Linked DNA regions of Mus musculus: region 1 is linked to region 2. The links are chromatin loops, found by intact Hi-C in ENCODE. Cell type or tissue: heart. All regions are shown on one strand. Each heading gives the region's core, and the rest is flanking DNA. Links, peaks and the distances in the headings are about the cores only.

Evidence for each region. A loop is a pair of places that touch in the nucleus more often than their neighbours do. Peaks named below come from ENCODE experiments on the same cell type or tissue, not always from the same donor. Only the 100,000 strongest peaks of a DNase experiment are listed, where the experiment ranks them.
Region 1: a loop joins it to region 2, with 2.5 times the contacts of the local background. A loop is called at or near these places in 1 of 42 quality-filtered maps.

What each region holds. Positions count from the first base shown.
Region 1 is chr5:140,414,059-140,426,215 of GRCm38, reverse strand. Eif3b (eukaryotic translation initiation factor 3, subunit B) reads right to left here and starts at 6,911. Exons shown (of 19, transcript NM_133916.2): 1 at 6,390-6,911; 2 at 762-954. The coding sequence starts at 6,855. In heart, for the core only: a CTCF peak has its summit at 7,475; DNase peaks (open chromatin) are centred at 6,895, 7,205 and 7,475; H3K4me3 peaks cover 3,402 bases; H3K27ac peaks cover 2,651 bases.
Region 2 is chr5:140,702,399-140,714,083 of GRCm38, reverse strand. Brat1 (BRCA1-associated ATM activator 1) reads right to left here and starts at 9,073. Exons shown (of 14, transcript NM_181066.3): 1 at 9,009-9,073; 2 at 7,988-8,131; 3 at 3,792-3,946; 4 at 2,431-2,578; 5 at 1,207-1,579; 6 at 912-1,031. The coding sequence starts at 8,114. It also overlaps a transcript of Iqce not described here. In heart, for the core only: no CTCF peak of the experiment used is centred there; DNase peaks (open chromatin) are centred at 8,043, 8,383, 9,193 and 11,343; H3K4me3 peaks cover 2,907 bases; H3K27ac peaks cover 3,416 bases.

The DNA.
Region 1 (12,157 bases), core at 4,558-8,557, 280 kb after region 2:
ACCTTCCATTTTATTTTCTCTATTTACCCTGACGGCTGTATCAGTAATAAATGACAGTCATTAGCAGCATTAAAAAGGGGGGGAAGGGAGAAAAAAATCTTAATAGATCAAGACTGACTTCATGATTATAAATGACAGAAAAGTTTAACAGAAATGGTCATTTCCTTGTGACAGCCCAGTGATGCACATATGTCAAAGGAGGTCTGTGAACAGTGGCAAGAGGCAACCCCTCAAATTCCGCAGCAGCCACTGTGGATGATTCTGCCCTGTCCAGTTCACCGAGGGCAGTCAGTCCATTGTTCATGAACCTCGGTCCTGGGAGACAGAGAAGCCCCAGGCCTTCACAGAGGGCCTAAGCCTACAGTCGTACTCAGTACCACAACACAATGGCCGCCTAGACTCAAGCATGGAAGACCTAACTTTGACGAGAAAGAGCAAACTGCAGGTCACACTTTAGGCCGCACCCAGGACTTAGGTGCTAAGTAAGCAGTGCTATAAGGTCTCACCTCTGCTTCAGAGAAGTTAAAATGTTTTCAAAAGCACTCCCAGAGACATCCCACAGGCAGGCCTGCCCGCCTCTGCCCACTCTCAGGCCAGCGGGATCCTGATCTAGGACCTATGCTCGCATAGTCTGCTGCTTCTGTGGGGCTCAGCTCTGGAACCTGAGAACCAACACTTCACTAGAGCGCTTCCCGCTGGGGTGGCCTGAACACGCAAACCCCCAAGTCCTCAACTGCTGCTTCAGCAACTAGCGCGCTCACCCTTTCGTCTTTCCGTCCTCCTCAGGGTAATAGTCATTTATGATTTTCCCAAACTTGGAGAAGATCTTGTGGATGACATTTTTGAGTTTCTCAAGTCGGTCTGGCCCCACCTGAGGGACGTTGTCTACAACAATCACCGAGTCAATCCCGTCCGCTTCCTGAGGCCGATCTTTGAGTACATCACCAAGTAGTTCTGAAGGGGTAAAAGAAATGTCAAGGAGTTTCTATTTAAGCCAAGAAGCACTCATTCATTAGTCAGCAGGCTGCTCATTCCTAAGAGGCATCTACTCCAAGTGCTTTCACATGAACAAAGAAATCAGGACTTGGCTTCTACAAGGAAGGCTGACCCTTGCACTCCTTTTGATGGGAAGTGTTCTCTAAATGTATCCAGTTGTTGCAAACATGTAAGCCCATCACTTTGAAGGTGGAGAAAGATGCTTGTGGCTCTGAGTTCAAAGTCAGCTTGACCCGTCCTTAACCAGATGGGAAGAACCCATTCCTGAAAGTTATCCTCTGACCTCCATAGCCTTGTCCATACTTCACACAAAAACAATAACCTTAAAGATGTAAAATACAAAGGGCCACAGATATAACATAAAGGCAGCACCCCAACCTAAGCACAGGAGTAGCCCTGGGTTCAATCTCCAATACTGCTCTAAGACAAACTTAAAAGAATGGCTAATTGCACAAATCTCTAGCCACTATTACTGTCATTTTTTTTCAATCTTTTCAGGAGTGGTTACACACGTCTGCAACCCCAGCACTTGGGAGGGGAATGCAAGAGGAGCTAGAGTTTAAGGTCATCCTCAAGGCAAGGCCAGCCTCCTACCAGCATTAAGAACAGGTACCACAGTTGATGGCAGTGCCTTTAATCCCAGCACTTGGGAGGCAGAGGCAGGTGAATATGAGTTCAAGGCCATAACCTGGTCTCTACAGAGAAACCATGTTCGGAAAAACCAACTCTCTCTCCTTCAGAGAACCTGAGTTCTGTTTGTTCCCAGTACCCACACTTGGCAGCTCACTGTAACTCCAGTCTTTAACTCCTGTTCAAGGGGACTGAAAAGGAAAGAAACTTCAGCATACAGATGTTGACACATGTCCTTTGTGCCGCTGCATTCTCAGAAGTGAAAGGTGGGCTGGACAGAGGCTGAGTGGGGAAAGTGCTTGCTACCCACAAGCCATGGCCCATGCTTCCAATCCCAGGACTCGGGCAGGCAGACCTCTGTGAATTCAAGGCCAGCCTAGTCTACAAATCGAATTCTAGGACAGCCACGGCCACACAGTAAAGACTCTGTCTCAAAAAGCCACATCTGTGTCCTTCCTCCCAATGCTGTGAGGACAGAACCAAGGGGACCTCAGGGGCTTGCTGCGCAACCCGTCTAGCTGAAATGGTGAGCTCCAGGTTCAATTAGAAACCCTATCTTAGGAGCTAGAGAGATGACTCAGTGGTTAAGTGCATCGACTGCTCTTCTAGAGGACCTGGGTTCAATCCCCAGCATCCACATGGTGGCTCACAAGGTGTAATTCCAAGATCTGACAACCTCACACAGATATACTTACAAATAAAACCCTAATACACATTAAAAACATTTTTTAAAGGGAGAAGGTGGAGTAGGGAGGTCATGGCGCACACCTTTAATCCCTGCACTGGAGGCAGAGGCAGGCAGATCTCTGAGTTGGAGGCCAGCCTGGTCTACAGAGTTCTCCAGAGTGAGTTCCAAAAGGGGTGAAGCTCAGCAGCAGCACACACCTGACACAAACCTCTGGTCCCCATGTGTACACGCACACAGAGAGAAATGTGAGCTGAATGTAAGAACGCCCCCACGCTCCCAGAACCTAAGAAACCAGGACAGAAAGACAGCCATGGCTCAGGCCATCCAGGTCTACACAAGAAGATCCTGCTTAAAACAAGTCGTCATGACTAATGCCTGCAATCACAGCTCAGAAGGCAGAGGTGAGCAGAGAAGTTCAAGGCCAGCCTAGTGAGTTCCTGAACAGCCAGAGAATCACGGCGAGACCTGGTCTCAAAAAGAAAAGATGGAAGGGAGGAGAGGATGGGGAGAAGGTTCAGCGGCTAAGATCACTTGTTATTCTTCCGGGACCAGAGTTCAGTTCCTAGCACCCACATGGTGGTTCACAACCAGTTCCAGACTCCAATCCCCTCTTCTAGCCTCCAAAGGCAAGTGCATACCTGTGCTACACAGACATCCATGTAGGCAAAACACCCATTCATATAAAATAAAAAATAAATAAACAACAGAGCTGGACAGATGGCTCAGCCATTGTAGAGTACTTGTTGCTCTTGCAGAGGACTGAGGCTCAATTGTTGGCTCACAGCTACTGGTAACTCTTAGTTTCAAGGAATCTGATGCCCTCTGTTGGTCTCCACAAATACCAGTCACACACGTAGTTCATAAACATGAATGCAGGCAAATACATACAAAGTAAAATGTAAAAAAAAGGGGGGGGGATACAAATAAATAAATGAGTAATGTATGTTTAAGTATAAAAGGCAATTCTGGGCCAGCAGGAAGGCTCCGTGTGTAGAAGCACTTGTCACACAAGCCTGAGGACCTGAGTTCAATCTCTGGAACCCACTGCGGAAGGAGAAAACCAGCTCCTGAACACTGACTGTCCTGACGGCGACACAAATGCTCAGCACCAACTAACTCACCAAATGACTTTTTTCAGGTCACTGCTGGTGGGCTGGGAGTACGGCTTGGTAGAACCCTTGCATGGCATGCGCCAGCTCCTCGGTTCTACCACACTAGTCCATTGCATTCCGTGCTGGCTAATTTTATGTCAACTTGACACAACGAGAGTTACCTGGGAGAAGGAAACCTCACTTGAGAAAATGCCCCCACCAGACTCGCCTGTAGGCGAGGTTGTGGGTTAACTTCTTGCCTGATGATTGGGATGAGAGAACACAATTCACTGTGGCAGTGCCATCCCAGGCTAGTGTCCCTGGATGTTATAAGAAAGCAGCCTGAGCGAGCCTTAGCAGCACTCCTCTATGGCCTCTGCATCAGCTCCTGCCCTCACTTCCTTGGATGATGGACTGACGTAAGTGGCTTTTGTCACAGCAAAAGAAACTTAATTAAGACACATTTCAAAGATGCCAGAATCAAGAGCAGGCAAGGAGTGAGGAGGTAAGAGGCAGATTTTCAACACAGCCATGCCACACACCTTCACTACAGAAACTCCGGGTTCCTTTAAAAGCCTGCTTACCATACAATTAAACAGCCTGCTAAGCTGGATCTAAACTTAACAAGACACAATAAAGAAAAGCCCAGCTTCCATACAGACTAGACTCCTTCCCAGGAGCTCAAAGTGCTCCTAGCCTGTAACTAACCATCTGCTTCTCCTGAGAAGCGCAGAGCAAAATATCCTCAGAACGCAACACACTGCTTCTTTCCATTTGCTTGGGTTTTTTACACTTTATTGTGACATGTATAAATGTTTTTTGTGTATATGTGTACCACATGATCACTCCTGAGTTACAGAGACTTGTGAGCCATCATGCAGGAGCTGGGAATCAAACCCAGGTGCTCTGGAAGAACAGCAAGTGTTGAGCCATCTCTTCAGCCCCCTTCTATCTGTCTTGTGATATAGGGTCCCAAGTACCTCGGGCTGGCTCTGCACCCTCTATGTAGCAAGGGCTAACCTCAAACCTCTACCTTCCAAGTACTGAACTGCTGGCATGCACAGCACACTAGAGAAAACAACTTGTTCATTATCAGTAACAGAATAGGAGGCATATACTGATGTGAGGATTCCACACTGCTCCTCCTGGTAGAAACCAAAAGGCTGTTTCTCTTCTCACCCTGATGACACTGTGACACCCTGATGCCCAAAGCCAGATGGCCTTAAGAGTTCCAACCATTAAGGGCCAGATTCTCATTACTCTCCCTTTCCCTGCATACACTGGACGGGACCCACTGGGCTCCTAGCAGACTTGTTGAAGGCAGGCTGGCCTTGCAGTCACACCAGCCAGCATCCCCTGACTCCTATAATCCCCAATTCTGGAAATAATATACATACTGGAATCTGTGAATTAAACGGGTTCAAATATTCTTTAAATACTCATCTTGCAGTAGACTGACCCATTTTCTTCCCAGTACTTACAACCAATTCTAATTCAAACTCCAGTTCTAAGAGAGCCATCCAATGGCCTCCATGGGCACTAGACACACGGGCAAAATGATCCTGTGCAAAATTTCAATTAAAAACAAATAAACAAAACAAAACAGACCTTTGAAAAGGGGAAAAGATGCTGGTAGTGCCTATGGGCAAATGGTTTAGCTCAAAAGACGCTTGTTGGGCGAGCAGCAGGACTTGAGGTAAGATCACTCCTGTAGGCTAGCACCCAACTCAAAAAAGCTGGAGGGGCACGGAGCCGCATTCCCAGTGCTAGAAAAGTACAAGGACCTACGTGGCCTGCTGGCCCAGCCAAATGGTGAGGTCCTGTCTGAAACCATGAAGTGACAGGGACAGCCCAGACCCAAAATAGCCAAAGGAACCAAGGATTCAAAAGGAGCTTCAAAGTCAAAGCTTAGGCTCTAACATGGGGAAAACAGGTACATTAGCAAGCACTGGAGTCGGGCGAGAGTGGGAACCCAGAAACCTGCTCTACCCAGATAAACGTCCTCAAGGCTGGAGCCTATAGATTCCTCACATTAGTTTATCGGCTTCTCACTCTTAGCCATCTTTCAAGAAATAAGCCAGGCATGGTGACTCACATCTCAAATCCTGGCAATCTGAAAGTGGAGGCAGAAGGATGGGGATCAAAGACAGCTTCAGCTTCATAAAGAGCTGGCCAGCCTGGACCATGCCAGACCCTGTTTCACAACAAAACAAAACAACCCCCACAAACATACAAAAGGATTAAGTCAAACAATGGTGACATCAAATGACGACCTCTTGAAATATTGTAAGTTCTAAGTTGACAACTATATTGGGGCGCTGAATTTTCATGGTAGTTCAAAAGCAATTGTTTGGGAGTACATGTCTGTAGGACCAGCACCGTGAAAACTGAGAAGAACCAAGAGTTCAATTTCAGCCTGAACTACATAGAGAGGCCCTGTCTCGTTTAAAAAAAAAAAAAAAAAAGTGGTGTTCTTAGGCCCTTTGGCCCTTGGTATTAGCCACACCAACACATGAAGGAACTGGCTCAAGTGAAGTTGAAACGGCAGAGGAACACATGCTATCAACTGTCAAAAAAGATTTTAGGAATCTGGCTCCTGTGCAGGTAGACAGAAACAATGCCTTTAAAAAGCCAGTCACCATAGAAGAAATCATGAAGTAAGCGGCCAAACGAACAATGTGAAAAAGCAATGGTCCAGGGTACCGACCTAGTAAAAGGAAGCAGGTTGGTAATGTGCTTGGGTCCGATGGCAATGCCTTACTACGGAAACCATTGGGAACACAGCAACTGGTCAACCCTGGAAACCCTTGGCCAGGAAACTGGAATGCCCCCAGATAGTCCTGTTCGTCCTGCCCTCCACCAACCCCCAGGTGCAAGGGCTTGCCGCAGAAACGGACTCCCCAAATGGTCCCCCACTGTAGAGGAAACAAGATCGTTGTAACCGGGAGACCTCGCGCCCTGGCCGGGGACACGATCGCCCTTACCTTCCTCGCTCACGTCGTCTACGAAATCCTCGGGGTCGCTGAAGGAGGGCTCATCTGCCTCTCCGTTCTCCAGAGCCCGCGGCTCCGCCTCAGCCGCGCTCCCATCAGACCCGCCCTCCTCCTCCGCTCCAGCCGAGGGGTGCCCCCGGGCCTGCTCGCCAACGGCCTCTGCCTTCCCGGGAGCAGAGGGCTCCTGCGACGGGGACCGCTCCGCCGACTGCGGCGTGGGCGAGGCGGCCGGACTCGTCGCCGTTTCCTCTTCGGATTGGGCCGCCGGCTTGGCCCTCACTTCGGGCTCCGGTCCGGCCTCGGCGTCTTCTTCGGCGTCTTCCGTCTGCCCCACTTCGGACCCCCCAGACCCTGCCGCCTCGTCCGTCGGCGGCGACTCGGAGGCCGGCTGCTGCCTCGCGGGCTCAGCCCGCTCCTCGGCCGCCTCGGGCACCGCCACGTTCTCAGCGTCCTGCATGGGCCCGCGCTGCTTCTCACCCGGCTCGGCCGCCCTGCTTCCGACTCCCAGAAGTCACCGCGCGCCGCTAGCGCGGAGCCATGTGCGTGCAGCGATGGGATCGTACCAAGATGTGGCTCGGGGGAGACACCCACGCCCTCATTCCTCACGATCAGCCCGAGAAAACTCAGATATGCATAAAAATCTAGAAACAATTAAAATAATAAGTTTCAAGATATGCAAGTTTATTTATAGCCCAAAAGGTTTTTTAAGGTAGCAAATAAATTCACAAGGATATGTGGCTCCCCCATTCTAGCTAAGAAATAGTTGCGTCCAAGATGGTAGAAGTTCCTTTGCCTCTCCCAGCGGGCGCTACGGGGAAGGACTGTACTATCTGGGGAGCATCAAGTGGATTCTCAAATGATTAACACGCGTAACTGTATGAAGACAAAATATGTGACCATAAAATAATGCCAAGACAACTGAAAGCTCCACACATGATTCTTTGTAAGCTTTGCTTTTAATCAGACAGACTGCTTGACTGACATGACTGGCTTCGCTCCCCCGTAAGGTCTTGCATTTTAGACCGGTCCACTGACGGGGCAAAAGAACGAAGGGTTCCAAAATTACGCGAGGAGCTCGCCGACAACCAGGGGCCGCCAACACACACAAGAATGACTGCCCGCACAATGCAGAGTCGTGTGATGAGCGGCTTTAATCTCAATGGCCATCCTCACTGCAGCGGCTCGCAATTTAGCGTTGGCCCCAGACGTGAAAGTCACTGTGATTCTGTCTGCCGGTGACTGCGGTCTTCACGCGCGGGAGAGCGCGATCACGTGGGCCAGCGTGGGGTGGACGGGACGGAACCTTCGTGGAGTGACCAGGGGGACCCCAAGAGTGGTTTGCTTGAAAAGATAGTCAAGATTTTTGATACTTCCAGTTCAAAGTTTCGAAAATCTTAATAAGAACTAGTTGAGGGGACTAAGAGCTTAAGAACACAAGTTTCGCTCTCAGTACCCATATGGTAGTTTACAACCATCTCTTAACTCGAATTTTTTTTTATGCGTATCAGTGTTCTGCCAGCAAGTCTGTCTGTGCACCGTGTACAAGCGGAGGCCGAAAGAAGGCATCGTATCACGCGCAGGACTTAGAGTAGACAATTATGAACCGCATGTCGTTGCTGGCAATAGAACCCAGGCTCTCTAGAAGAGCAGGCAATGCTCTGAACTGTTGAGCCTAATTTAAAAGACAAAACAACAACAAAAACAGTTGAGTCACCTCTCTGGTCCCAGATCATTCCTAAGAAAAAACAAACAAAACTTTCCTTTTTTTTTTTTTTTAAAGGACCTGTTAGTTGACCAGGAAGCATAGACTTGGAATCCCAGCACTGGGGAGACTGAGGCAGAAAGATCATGCCAGCCTGTGCGATATAAAGACTAAACCACAAAACATGTGAACACGGGCTGATGGATAAGTTAGTACTGGGCTGGCTGAGGTTTTTTTTTTTTTTAAGATTTATTTATTTATTTATTTACTACATGTAAGTACACTGTAGCTGTCTTCAGACCCTCCAGAAGAGGGGTCAGATTTCATTACAGATGGCTGTGAGCCACCATGTGGTTGCTGGGATTTGAACTTCAGACCTTCGGAAGAGCAGTCGGGTGCTCTTACCCACTGAGCCATCTCACCAGCCCCTGGCTGAGTATTTATGATCTACTCAGAAGTATTTATGATCTACTCATCATTTCTTGCTGTTAATCCTGACAATTGAGTTCTATCCTGCAAACTCATATTGTAGACGGAGAGAACTGACTGGGGCCAGGGGCGCTGATGTGCTAGGTACCCACTAAGTAAATTAATTTACTTTTTTTGTTTGTTTGTTTTGTTTTAAGAGACAGGGTTTCTCTGTGTAGCCCTAGCTGTCCTGGAACTCACTTTGTAGACCAGGCTGGCCTCGAACTCGCCTGCCTCTGCCTCCCGAGTGCTAAGATTAAAGGCATGCACCAGCCTGGCTAAAGGATACTTAGTTTTTAATTAGTGTCTCTTCTAGGACTGGCAGGCCCAGACCTTTGAGAGCCCAAAGCCCCAGTGTCTGGATTCGATCCAAATCTTGAGAAAGGCTTATGGCTCCGGGTTCTAGAAGCCAGAGACTTATCATGGCTGTAGGTGCTGGGGAAACAGACTTTCTTCTCTAGGTTAGGTTGCCAGGAGCCCCACACAAAGCATCCACTGTAACCCTCCACCAAGTACTTTTATGGCTCTCAAGCCCTGAGTGTTGAGACCCATGGCTCCTCAAAGATAGTGCTCTCCCATTCTCTTTCTCACTTTCTCTGTCTCTCCTTGAGACAGAGTTTCCCTGTGTAGCTATGGCTGTCCTAGTACTCATTCTGTAGACCTGGCTGACCTCAGATCCCCCTACCTCTACCCTAGTTCTGGATTAAAGGCATGCACCACCATTGCCTGTCTAGCATCACTCTCTAGCTTCAGGTAGGCCTCTGCTTAAGAGTCCCAGCTCTTGAATAGCAGAACTCATAACCCTGCAAGCCTGTCCAGGCCCAAGGATAGTTTTGCGTGTAGCCCAGCCTAAACTCGTGTACTTACTCAAAAATAGTTTTGCAATTTTATTTTAAACTCCACTGCATAGTTCTCAGGCGTGAAGTCTGGATGTCAAAGGGTTGGATGCACCTCTTCTCAGAGCTTGGCAGCTCTCTGGAACTCTTCCAGTCACCAAGCCACGGCTTTCATCTTCAGCTCTTCAAAGCCTTGCCTGTAACGTCTCTATGGTTTTTCCTCCATACCTCTGCTTCCCGAGAACTGTCCCCGGCAGCTCTTCACCTGCATTCAAGTTGCCACTGTCCTGTCAGAGCTCCACTCTGTCCTCTTGTATTACCGGCTGGGCTGCTGAGGTTCCTGCTTTGTTAAGACAAGCTGCTTAGGCTAGAGATATGGCTCAGCGGTTAAGAACACTGACTGCTCTTCCAGAGGTCCTGAGTTCAAATCCCAGAAACCACATGATTGCTCACAACCATCTGTAATGAGATCTGATATATAATAAATAAATTGGCCAGGGGGGGGTGGGAGGTGGGGGGCAGGGGGAAGCCAGGCTGCTTGAAACAGTCCTAGCTGAATGAATGGTACGTTCTGAAGCCAGAGTTGTGCTTGGGTAGCAAGCAGGACCTCCTTCTAACTACATCGCTGGCAGCCTGCTAAGTTCCACTAAAATCTACTAAGCTCTATATAGAGAACTCAACAGTAAAGAACACTTGATGCTTAATCCTGAGAACCAGAAATGAGATCCCAATGGACACAAAGAGGGTGACAAACACCTGTAACCTCATCTCCAAAGCATCCTTCCTCTGGCCTCTGAGACCACCCACCCACAGATAGATACCACACATGCATAAATAAATCTTTCTTGTTTGTTTTTAATATTTTTGTCATGTTCAGTTTTGCTTTTGTGCTTGTTTATTTGTTTTGGGGGTTGGGTTGGGTTGGGTTTGGGTTGGTTTTGTAGCCCTCGCTGTCCTGGAGCTTGCTCTGGCTTTGAACTTGCAGAGACCCACCATTCTCTGCCTCTCAAGTGTTGGGATTAAAGGCATGCACCGCCACCACCCAGCCTATAAATAAATACTTTGTAAAACCACATTAAAATCACTGCTGGAGTTAGCAATCAGCTAGGGGGAGGTATGAAGGGGTGAAAGGATGCTCATGTATGAGCTGGTGTGGAGGGCTCAGGTGGGGCACATGCATGTGTGTGTGCACACATGGATGTATAGGTCAGAGGACAACCTCAGGTGTTGTTCCTTGGCTCCTCCCCTGGTCTGGAAACCTGTAAGGTAGGCTAACTGTCAAACGCCCTTCCAGGGATTTCCTTCCTAGCTTCTCTTCTCTGGCACCACAGGCTCACACCGTGGTGTCTGGCTCTTTGAGTCAATTCATGCTCTCTCATGTGCAAGGTTTCACTGTTTTACCAACTAAGCTGTACATACTCCAGCCCTTACTTGATGTTGTTGGTTTGGTTTTTTTTGTTTGTTTTGCTTTTTTTTTTTTTTTTTTTTGGTTGGTTGGTTTTGGTTTCTTTTGTAGCCCAGTTTGGATTTGAACTTACAATATAACTGAGGATAACCTTAAACTCTTTTTTTTTTTTTAAGATTTATTTTATTTATATGAGTACACTGTAGCTGTTTCCATACACACCAGAAGAGGGCATCAGATCCATTTACAAATGGTTGTGAGCCACCATGTGGTTGCTGGGAATTGAACTCAGGACCTTTGGAAGAGCAGTCAGTGAGTTCTCTTAACCACTGAGCCAATCTCTCCAGCCCTAAATAAACGCTTGATCCTCCTGCCTCCATCTCTCAGGTGCTAGGACTTTGGGGGGGGGGGCAGCTGATGGTAAGTTCTTTAGCCTTGTGTCCTAAGTGTTCCTGTTCATTCTCCTGTGAATAAACAAAGACAATGGGATACAGGCACACATACACACATACGCACATGCACACACACACACGCACACACACACTGCTTCGGAAGACCCAGCAGCTTTGGCCAGAACTGTTTCAAACATCCTGCTTTAGATCTTTTGCTATCACTAGCTTCAAGGAACTGGAAAGACCCTGCAACCTTCTCCACGAAGGCCAGAGGAGGCACTCCTCCCCTGAGAATCTAACAAAAGGATTGCTGATGCTGGTACTAAAGAGGCACAGCTATGACTGGTAAAAACACAAGCTCTCATTTGCAAGAGAACTTTGCTATGATTAATGCAAATTATCCCTCTCTGGTTATATGTGTGGGCTGCTGGGTTCACTTGGGGAGTCAGCAAAGGGATTGTGTTGCTTGGTATTACAGCTTTCGTCCTCATAAGAGTCTTTCTCTTGGTCATAGGACTTAAAGATGATATGGGTTTTGCATGCTGGCTTCCTTCCTATGATCTTGTGACTTCCTCGGTCTTCCTTGCACAATGAGCTGGCAACAGGAGTGGTAGAATAAGGGGCTGGAGAGATGGCTCAGTGATTAAGAGTGGGCTCTACTCTCACAGAGGACCACCCTCTTCTGACTCCCCTGGCACCGGGCACACACATGGTGCACAGACATGCATGCAGGCTAAACCTTCAACAGACATAAAGTAAAATAAATCTAAAAAAAATTTTTTTTTAATTCTCTATGTCTGCCAGGCATGGTGGCACACACCTTTAATCCCCAGCAGTCAGGAGACAGAGGCAGGTGGATCTCTGTGAGTTTGAGGCCAGTCTGGTTTACAAACAGCAAAGCAAGTTCCAGAACTACCAAGGCTGTTACACAGGGAAAACCCTGTCTCAAAACAAAA
Region 2 (11,685 bases), core at 7,566-11,565:
TGATCAGACTGACTGGGAATTTCCTGGCTCCTAGGGCAATGCCCAATGCGCTCATGTTGTGTTCAATGACCTGAGGTGTCCCTTTACACGTTACGCGATGGCCCACTCTGATGAACTGAGCACGCTTCCTCCCTGCATCCCACATTCGGCAGCCCACACCTCTGCACACCCCATGGGGTACAGGCTAGGGAGTTCCAGGAGCCTGGCTCAGCCTTATCGGAGGTAAGAGGACAGCTACAGACAGCACAGAAGTTAGCTTTAGCTCTGGGGTACCACAAACTTTTATTTGATATAGCTCTGTCTCTTGCTCAGTGTGGTATGGCCCATGCTGCTTAGGAGGTGGAGGTGGAATTATAAAGTTCAAGGCCAGCTTGACCTGAAGAGTGAGTTCAGGTCAGCCTGGGCAATTCAGTGAAGACTGTCTCAAAATAAGAAGAAAAAGAGAACTGTGGGTATGGCTCTATGACAGAACACCTGCCTAGAATCCCCCAGTGAGGAAATGGAGGACGTGGCTCAGTGGTAGAGCATTTGACTAGCATGTATAAAAAATGCTAAGTTCCATACCAAGTACTGAGGAGGAAAAAGAGAGACAAAGGGGAAGAAAATGGAGGGAGAGAGGGACAGGAGGAGGCAGCCAGTGCTTTAATACCTGTCCATTCCACCTGGCTGCTCTCCCACATGGCTGCCCATCCCACCTGGCTGCCCATCCCACCTGGCTGCCCATCCCACCTGGCTGCCTATCCCACCTGGCTGCTCCTCCCACCTGGCTGCCCATCCCACCTGGCTGCCCATCCCACCTGACTGCTCTCCCACCTGGCTGCCCATCCCACCTGGCCCATTCTCACATTTGGCTCCCGGTTTCCAAAGTTCCCCAACCATTATTATGACACTCTCAGCTCCCCCAATCATACCAGTGCTGAAGTTTCAGGGTCCCCAGGGCTAGAGGCCCAGCTTGTATGGGGCTCAGGCGGCTCAGAGTCTGGGCCAGCATCTCCCACAGGCCACAGGCTGCAAAATTCAACACAGGCGACCTGGAGAAAGAAAAAGCCAGGCCTCCATCAGAGTCTAACTGGACAGCTGCAATTATGCCCAGTCCTGCAGATGCCCTGTCCCAAGGCATCCTTAGGGTCCTCCCCATGAAGCATCAGCTGCTCTGACGCTTCACAGACAACGGTCACTCACCCCGAGTCCCCGCAGCCCCCTGACCTGGCCACACTAAGAAGAAGGTCCATGAGCGCGTGCACGGCTGGAATGGGGTCTCTCTCAAACAGGCGGGCAACAGGGGGACTTAGCCGCTCCCAGAGGACCCCTGTCCAGGGGTTATGGCAGCGCCCGAAGGTCGTAGTCAGGACATTCAAGGCCTGTGTGACCTGGGGGGTGGCTTTGGCATGCAGGGACTCATCCACATGGTTCACAATCTTCTGGGCACACATAGGCCAAGCAGCAGCTTCAGGGACGGGGGACCCTGGGGCTCCACCTTGCATGGACAGAGCCAGGATATGTACTAGGAGCTGGCTGGCTGCTGAGGCGACGAACAGGCTGGGGTCTCCCTGCAAGGAGAAGAGCGTGTCCACAGCACCTGGAGCGGGCAGCAAAAGGTCACACCGGATGAGGAGGCACACAGAGGACACCTATCCATCATACCCTTCGGGCCTTGGAAAGCACCGAGACTCCCCTCTGCTCACAAGGAAACCCAGCATGAGCCTCTAGCATGCTGGCTTTAAAGCCAATGCTTTCTTCTTTTCTCTCTCTTTTTTTTTTTGAGACCGGGTTTCACTGTGTAGCCCTGGTTGTCCTAGAATTTGCTCCAAACCAGGTTAGCCTTGAACTTATATATGTATGTTTGTGTGTGTGTGTGTATCCATCTGCCTCTGCCTCCTAGGTTGCACCAACACCAAGAAATTAAAATTAAAAAAAGACAAAAGCCTGCTGCAGGGAGAGAGGCTTCCCACACCAAGTAAGTTGAGCCGAGGCACTGGAAACAGCTGATTTTTACACACACAGAAATATCCCCTCCCTGCACTGATACCTAACTTTATTTCCACCTAAGCTGGATTTGGAGAAAAAAATAAGCAACATTTGCCTTTGATCCCAGAACCCTGCCTACTTCTGCCTCCCAGGTGTTGGGATTAAAGGCATGTGCCAGCACCGCCTGGGGCCAATGGAGCTTCTAACCAGTTCTATGTTACAGGACAAACTCAAGACTATTTGACAGGACGTAATTGCAGGAGCCATCCCAGACCCTAGGAATCAAAGATACATTTCCCTACAGTCACTGTGCTTATACTGACAAGCCTGGACCACCACCACTTTCTCAGCTGAGAAGACTGGATTCAGAGAGGTTCATGGGCTTCTTGGAGATCCCACAGCACAGGCAGAGAGACAGGAGGCCCTGTTGGTGAGCTGGGACAGGGTATGGGCTATACTCACCACTGTCAGCCAGGAAGTGCAGGGCGCTAGGGTGGTGTGCCAGGTAGCACAGACCCTGGATCCAGCCGCTGCGCACACTTGGGATGCTCCAGGCTGCCCAGCCGGGGGCACCTGACTCCCCAAAGAGCCCCAGCAACAACTCTCCCTGCTAGGAAGCAAAGAAAGCATGAGAAATGCGGAGGGAGCAGGGTTTATTGTTGGCCGTTTTCAGGACGGGAGAGTCATGCTTGGTAGTACATCCTTTAATCCTGGCACTCAGAGGCAGAAGCAGGTGAGTCTCCTTGAATTCTAGATGAGCCAAGAATACATGGTAAGATCTCATCTCAAGAAAGAACACATGGGGCTGGAGCGATGGCTCAGGGCTTAGGAGCACTGACTGCTTCAGTAAAGAAACCTGGCTCAGGTCCCAACACCCACACGGTGGCTCACAACTGTATAAATCCCAGTTCCGGGAGATGTGACGCCCTCTTCTGATCTCCACAAGAACTGCATGGATGTGGTCCAGAGACATACACATAGGCAAAACACCCACAGACGTAAAATAAAAATAAATACCAGGGGGGAAAAAAAAACACCAGATGTGGTGGTGCACTTCTTTAATTCCAGCATCTGGGAGGCAGAGGCAGGCAGATCTATGTGAGTTAGGCCAGCCTGGTCTATATAGCAAGCTCCAGGACAGCCAGGACTACATAGAGAGACACTGTGTCAAAGTAATAGTAATAATAATAAATGAAAGACAACAACAAAACAAAAAACCAAGAGGATGGGTGGAAGTGCCAGTTGGTTTCACACAACTGTTCCCGGACCCCATACCACCGCTCTGCCCTCCTGAGATGGGAAAGAGGTCAGAGGAAGAACACCACATTTCTTTTCTTCCTCCTTTCTTTATAAGATTTTTGTTATTTTAAAGTTCTCTAGTTACACATCTGTGGGTCTATGTCCATGAATGTGGAAGCCAGAGGAGGGCGACAGATGCCCGAGACCTGGAGCTCCCTGACTGTGGCAAGCAGTTGCTTCACCTAGAACACTGTGTTCTTTCCCCCATGCGATCCATGACCGTGCTACAGACAAAGCATCAGGAGTGTCCTAGGGGCCTCACACTGCCCTAGGACAGAGAGAGATACTCAGATGGTGGCCAAGGATCACACAGTGGGTGACAACAGGAAGTCAGCCAGCAACGTCCCTGGCAAATGTTTCTAAGTAGGAGCAATGTGGGATGACAGTGGACTTAAGAATCCTGGTGTGCTGGCCAGCCACAGGAGCAGGGCCAGCCACTGAGATCCAGGCACTGAGATGGCTCCTACTCCAGAAGAGAGGATGGCCGCCCTCTGGGGACAAGCACGTGGGAGACAAAGGCTCACCTGAAGGTACTCAAAACAGTCTTCCTGGGCTGCGAAGACCCCAACAAGGCGCAGAGCAAAGGAGAGGACCCTAGGGCTCACGTCCTGTGGCTTCAGCACATGGGACAGGAGCTCCATTAAGCAGGGATGGTCCTGTAGTAGTTGGAGGCTAGACTCTGTGGAGAAAAGACGTCCAGGAGAACAGTGACCATGGACAGCCTCTCTAGAAGTGGCTCCAACATCCCTTCCCCTTAGGATTAAGGAGTCCAAGAAAGATGGGTATGTACAACAATGGCTCCTAACCTGAACTCATTAAAGAGACCCCAAAGGCATGGTGCGACATGCCTATAATCCCAGCATTTAGAAGGTGGAGGCAGATGGCTCATGAATTCAAGGTTATCCTCAGCCACCTACAAATTCATGGATAACTTGGGTTACAGGTAAGTCTGCCTAAAAAAAAAAAAAAAAAAAAAACAAAGATGGGGCTGGAGAGATGGCTCAGTGGTTAAGAGCACTGACTGCTCTTCTAGAGGTCCTGAGTTCAATTCCCTGCAACCACATGGTGGCTCACAACCATCTGTAATGGGATCTGATGCCCTCTTCTGGTGTGTCTGAAGAGAGATATATGTTCTCTTCTGCTATATGTACTCATATACATTAAATAAGTAAGTCTTTTAAAAAAAGTGCTAGCTGGGCGTGGTGGCGCACTCCTTTAATCACAGCACTCGGGAGGCAGAGGCAGGCGGATTTCTGAGTTCGAGGCCAGCCTGGTCTACAAAGTGAGTTCCGGGACAGCCAGAGCTATACAGAGAAACCCTGTCTCGAAAAACAAAAAACAAAAAAACAAAAAAAAACAAAAAAAAAAAAACAAAAAAAAGAAAAAAAAGTGCTGCCCATGCCGGAAGGAACAGTTTTCACGCTTGACCATTAGATTGGCTTTCACTGCTTACATCTGCTGTGTTCTTGGCAATCTATCCATGTGTTTCTCAGTGGTGTGTAAAAACTTTGCCCTGAGACTGCAAATTCAACTTTACAGTAGATAAAAGATAACAGCTCATAAAGATAAGAACCAGCAAAGAGTTAGGGCTGTAACTCCACACAGAGCCCCTGCCTAGAATCCCCCAGTGAGGGGCTGGGGGTGTGGCTCAGTGGTAGAGCCCCTGCCTAGAATCCCCCAGGAGGGGCTAGGGTGTGGGACGTGGCTCAGCAATAAAATACTTATCTACCTGTAGTATCACCAAAGGAAAGAAGGAGAAAAGAAAGACAGAAAAGTAATAAATAAGGAGCCATTTAAAGACTACACTGCCAAAAAAAAAAAAAAGTTGAATTTGCAGTCTCAGAGTTAGATTTTTACACACCTCTGAGAACCACTTACATGGATAGGTCGCCAAGAACACAGCAGACATGAACAGTGGAAGCCAATCTAACGGACAAACGTAAAAACTGTTCCCTTCAGCATGAGCAACATTTTGGGGTTTTGAGGCAGGCTTGAATTTGTTAGGTAGCTGAGGACGGCCTTGAACTGCTGAGCCTCCTGCCTCTACCTTCTAAATGCAGGGATTATGGGCATGTAGCACCATGCCTAGCTTTTTCTTTTCTTTTCCTTTTTGTTTTTCTAGACAGGGTTTCTCTATGTAGCCCTAGCCTAGGACTCAACTCTGTAGACCAGGCTAGCCTTGAACTCACAGAGATCAGCCTGCCTCTGCCTCCTGAGTGATGAAATTAAAGACATGTGCCACCAGGCCTGGCCCTGGCTTTTTCCTTTTGTTGGGAAAGTAAGGGACAGTTGCTAGGGACTGAACCCAAGGCTTCACCCAGTGAGCTACATCCCATCGCTTCTTTGTTTGTTGTTATTGATTTTGCATTTGTGTTTGTTTGTTTGTTTGTTTTGGAACAAGTTCTTCTAATCCAGGCTAGCCTTGAATTTGCCGTGTAGCTGAGGCTAGCCATGAACTCCTAATCCTCCCACCTTTGCTTCCCAAGTGCTCTGCCATATCTGGCTGCCAGCCCCCCCCCTCTCTCTCTTGCTTTCAAAAGGATCAAGGTTGCCTTGAACTCACTGTGTAGCCGAGACCATAAACTCACAATCCTCCTGCCTCAGTCCCAAGTACCTGGGCTAATAAGCCTGCACCAATAGGCTCAGTTCTATTATGTTGGACATCTTAAAAATTACAGGAAACTGGGAGAGAGGTGGGAACTGCCTGCCAACGGATACCTAGCTACGCTGGGAACAAAAAGTTTACATAATGAGACCATTCACCCCCTAACTTGACTAAAGCCCACTCCACTGGCACACTTCATTTCCTATCCATTCATTTTATATGCATTTTCAAGATAGGATGTCCTTCTGTAACCCAGGTTGACCCTGAACTATGTAGCCCAGGCTGGCCTCAAATTTGTAGCAACCCATCTGTCCTGGCCTCCCAAGTGTTGAGATTGTAGACCTGAGTCACCATGCCCCGCTGAACTGGTAAACTTTGAATGGGTGGACTCTGTGCATGTGAATCATATCTCAATAAAGCCGTTTAAGAATACTTGCAGGACAGATGTAGTGGTACACACACTTAAACATGGCAGACGGAGGCAGAGCCAGGTAGACCTCTGAGTTCAAAGCCAGTCTGGTCTACACAGTAAGTCCAGGCCCAGCCAGGGCTACACAGCTGAACCAAAAAACAAGCTGCCTCCAAAAAACAAGATGGTTCAGTGGGTAACAGTGCCTGTCCTTCAATCACGAGGACCTGAGTTCAAATCCTCAGCACTCATATAAAAGACTGGGCATAGCTGCAAAAGCCTCTAATCCTAACTAGAGAATCCCAAGAGCTTCCTGGGCGGCCCAGTCTCCTGTAATAACAGACCTTGCCTCGAGGCAATAAGGTGGATGGAGACGAATGGCAGAAGATATAATGTCCTCCTGCCCTGCTCTGACCTTCCGAAGTACATGTCTGGGTGTGCATGCAACACACACACACATGCAAGCACACAGACATGTATCACACATATATAAAAACACGAGGCCAGGTATACTAGCATACTCTTTTAATCACAGCACTCAGGAGGCAAAGGCAGGAGGATCTCAGAGTTCAATGGTTCGAAGCCAGTGTGGTCTATAAAGAGAGAAGGACAGTCAAGGATACAAAGAGAAACCATGTCTCAAAAAGCAAAATACACAAATTCAAAACCTAATTACAAAAGTACAAGGCAATAAACCTTGTAGGATTCAACTAACATGTTACCTTTTAATCATTTTAAATTCCATAACTTAGAAAACAGGTGAGACAAAACACAAAAGAAAAGGTAAGGGCTGGGGTTGAAGCTCAGTTGATCAAGGGCTTGCCTGCTATGTAGGAAGCCCTGGCTCTATCCTCAGCATCTAATACAAACAGGGTGTGATGGTATATACCGCACCATCCCAGCATCCAGATCTACACAAGGGAGGACCAGAGGTTCAAGGTCATCCTTGGCTACGTTAGAATATGCTTCAAAAGAAAAGAAAAAGAACAGAATAAGCCAAAGAAGAAATGAAGGAAGGAATTAATGACAAGACAAGGCTAATGGAACCTGTCTGAAGAACATGATCAACCAATCAAACAGGAGAGGTAAAATTTTCATTTGCCCAGGAACTCTCATGCTCAAGGAAAACCAGTATAGCACTTAAAAAAAAAAAAAAAAAAAAAAAAGAGTCGTGTGCGCACTCCTTTAATCCCAGCGCTCAGGAGGCAGACACTGGCAGATCTCTGAGTTCCAGGTCAGCCTGGTCTACAAAGTGATTTCCAGGACAGCCAGAGCTACACAGAGAAACCCTGTTTCAGGAGAAAAAAAAAATGGAAACACATACAACAATGCCAGTGATTAAATTAAGGTCCACCCACACAGAAAGGATGTAACTCTGGCTGGCCTTGAACCCAAATTTAGCGTTGTTAATGTCCTCTTGTCTTGGCTTTTAGATGACAGGTCCCACCACACCCACCCAGAGATCTGACTTCTTCAAGACAAGCCAGATACATAGAAGACAGCAAAACAAGGTAGGTGCGTGCTCTGCAAACTCCTAATGTGAACTGTGGTCGGAGCCAATGGGACTGTCACTACATGACTCCACAGTTCAGGTCAGTCCCTAGTACTCCATCTCCCCTCTCCCTGATCAGCCACAGCCACAGGGCCTCAAGGAAATGAAGTAAAGACACCACGTGGATGGACAATTCTCTAAGCCGTGTCCTCACCTGCCTCTGTCACTGTTTTAAACCAGTCCAGCAGTTTCTCCAAGCAGGTGTCATCTGCCACCAGCTGTCTGGGATCTGCCAAAACAGCACAGAGAGCCGGGAGGAGCCTGGAGCATTCTGGGTCCATGATCAGGCAGGCAGTTCCTACAGAGGAAGGGAGAGGTCAGCCACAGATTTGATACCAACTACCCTAGTTACAGGCAGCCTAACTGGGGGATGGGCCCAGACAACTTCACGTGGACCAGAACTCTTTTTTTTTTTTTCCTGAGACAGAGTTTCTTTGTGTAGCCTTGGCTGTCCTGGAACTCACTCTGTAGACCAGGCTGGCCTCGAACTCAGGAATCCGCCTGCCTCTGCCTCCCAAGTGCTGGGATTAAAGGCAAGCCACCACTGCCCTGTGGACCAGAACTCTTAAGTCCACAAAGATGCTAAGCTCAGTCCAGGGGAACCTGGACAAGAGGATTGAGCCCTAGAAGCTGCTCTGTGGGTGAGGACAGGTTAGTCAGAGCCACAAGGCCTTTGCTGTCAAAGCCTGTTAACTTGGGGGTTTGGTGTTATGGGGTGGGGGTGTAGCTGTCTATTAACCTAGCTGCGAGAACAGTCAGGGGATCAGCCAGGTGCGCAGGAGACTGTTCACCCAGGCACCTGATCCCTAAATCCGTTCCCAACGGTCAAGAGAAACCTGGATGAGACAATCCTCCAAGCCACGGAGGAGTGCGCAGGAAGGTGGGTGTCACAGCCCAAGTCGATAGAGGCTGCAAGTGACAACCCCGCGGCCTCCAACTAAGTGTCTCTTCAAGACAGAAATATGCATCTTGGAGGGCAATGATTTTTGTGCTGTCTGGACCCTGACATGCATCGTCCGTACCTCCCAAATCCGGGTAAGAGGTGCGCTCTCGGCGACTGCGAGTTAGCCTAGGGGTTCTAATCCCGCCCCCGCATCCCTCCGCTACGGGAATTAGGCCCGAGAGTGCAAAATGCACCATTAGACTGCCTGGCCGAAGCTCGAACTCCGCCTTACCAGGATCTCCACCCCGGCCTGCGTGCGCCTCGCCCGCTGAGGTTCCGGTGTCTAAGGCAGGCCCCGCCTTCCCCTCCGCAAATTCCGCTTTACGCTGGCCGAGGCCCCGCCCTCCCCAGGTCCTGCCCCATCTCAGAGTTCGCTTCACGCAACGCGAGCCTGGCCCAACAGCACAGGCCCCGCCCCGCCGCGGGAATTGGCTCCACCTCGCCAGCTTCAAGTCTCACTCCGCCTTCAACGAGGCCCCACCCCTCAGACACCGCCCCTGACGGAAGTTCCTCTCCACGTTGCTATAGGCTCCGCCCCTCAGTGTTGCTCGGGTTTCCGTCTCCACAGGCCCCGCCCTAAGTCTGTACCACGTGACGGACATGGGGAGGGGTGTAAAGAGCGGGGTTGACGCGCTTGGAGACCAGTGATGACCCTGCCGTTCCGATCACCCCTAAGGTTCAAACCCTGTAAACGCGCTCCAGCTGTGTGCAGTTTGGCATTTTCACACTGTATCAATCTCTCGGAATTATCACGTCCCCGCCAGGGCGTTCTATGGTACGTGCCCACGCAGGCAGTGGGCGGAGCGTCCCCAGGCGGGCTCGGTGTGGGCGTGGCTTTCCGCTGGGAGGCAAGGCCTCGCTGGCCTCAGGCCACGTGTCTAGGCTTTTTTTTTTTTCCTTTGGTTTTTCGAGACAGGGTTTCTCTGTACAGCCCTGGCTGTCCTGGAACTCACTTTGTAGACCAGGCTGGCCTCGAACTCAGAAATCCGCCTGCCTCTGCCTCCGGAGTGCTGGGATTAAAGGCGTGCACCACCACACCCGCCTTGTGTCTAGGCTTTTAAGGTCTCCGAATTTTACTGGGTCTTCTAGCCCTTGCTTTCAGCTTTAGCGTTAGGTGTGGGCAGCAGCAGGTGAGTCAGCACAGCCGGTGCTGAAACCCTCGGTTCCCACAGCGGGTAGCGCTAAACTCCGGGGTCTAGAGTGTCAGGACCCTCCAGTCACCAAAGCCTGTATTTCTGTAGCTCTTCACAGCCCCAGTCCTCTATCCCCGCTTGCCTTCTGTCTGCCATCCATTGTTACCAACTCTTCACAACTTCAGCCTGCTCTTCTAATAAAGATTAAAAGTAGGCCATCGGGAACTAGAGAGATGGGTCAGTGGTAAAGAATACCTTTTACTCTTCCAGAGGAACAGAGTTTGGTTCCCAGCCCCGAGGTCTCACACACACACATACACACACACACACACACACACAATCTCTTTTAGGGCATGGTTCCCGAATGCCTAGAGATAGAGTAAGATAATGCTCATCTGCCCTGGAAATCAGACCTGTGAGCTTGGTTGTCTCTATCTTGGTAATGGGAGACCCCAGCATGTTGGGCTTCTGCAGAAAATATCACTGCAGGCTGGAGAGATGGCTCAGCTGTTGAGAGCACTGACTGCTCTTCCTAGAAGTCCTGAGTTCAATTCCCAGCAACCACATGGTGGCTCACAGCCATCTGTAACGGATTCTGGTGTATCTGAAGACAGCTACTGTGTAGTCATACACATTAAATAAATAAACAGGGTTTCACTGTGTAGCTCTGACTGTCCTGGAACTCTATAGACCAGGCTAGCCTCAAACTCAGAAATCTGCCTGCCTCTGCCTCTGCCTCTGCCTCCCAAGTGTTAGGATTAAAGGCATGTTCCACCACTGCCAGGCTAATAAATAAAATCTTAAAAAAAACAAAACCAAAAAACTACTCTGCGTTTACATACTGAGTCTGGGCTGTTATTCTTTGGCAAATCATGGGTCCTTAGACAAGCAAGAAAAAAAAAACCTCCCAGGAGAATCCTTGTATTAAGCTTAATGTTGCAAAGCCACCCAGTTGCAGAGAGCTGTTTACTCAAAAAAATGAATGTGTGCTGGGGAATAGTCCCTTTGCAAGCCTAAGAACAGGAGTCGCCAGAATCCATAAAGGAGATGGGATGGGGGCGGAAGGGGACAAAATAAAAGGAGGGCATAGCGATACACATTTGTAACCCCAGCATTGATGAGGCAGACAGGATCACGCGCGCGCGTGCGCGCGCGTGTACACACACACACACACACACAGAGGCAAATGACATACTGTTTTCATCTATCACTGGCCTGCTGGGCCACCAGGGAAGTGCTCCCTATCTGGCCTGGGTTGGAAAGCCACGGAATCCTGGAGAGTTCAGAGAGGCTTGTGATAGCAAACCGTCAGCTGAGGGTTTAAAGCAGTTGGTGCTGGCCCATGGGCAGTCTTATCCTCATGGCGCCAGACCCCAGGTCTAACAACTAGGGAGTCAGTCACCTTGGCCCCCAACATCTCAGTTTCTTTACAGAAAAAAAACAAACATGTAAATAGGCTGATGTCCCCAATCTCAAATCTTGCGTATCGTTAAGGATGGTGCTTTATGCTCTCTTTTCAACTCAACATGGCGACCCTCGGAACCTCTGCCCACTGGACTACATAGTTGCAGCCAGTGTTTGCCGAAATCCAACCCGGGCTCCTGAAGTTGGATCTGAGAGCATGGCTTCCAGGTAGAAAGTTAGTATTGCCTGCGGGAAGCCAATTAATTCACGCATCCCACGAAACAAAACAAAACAAAACAACAACCAAAAAAAAAAAAAAAAAGCCCACAAGACCACAAGAACGGATTGCGCCGTGCAACCCCGGGAGAGTGC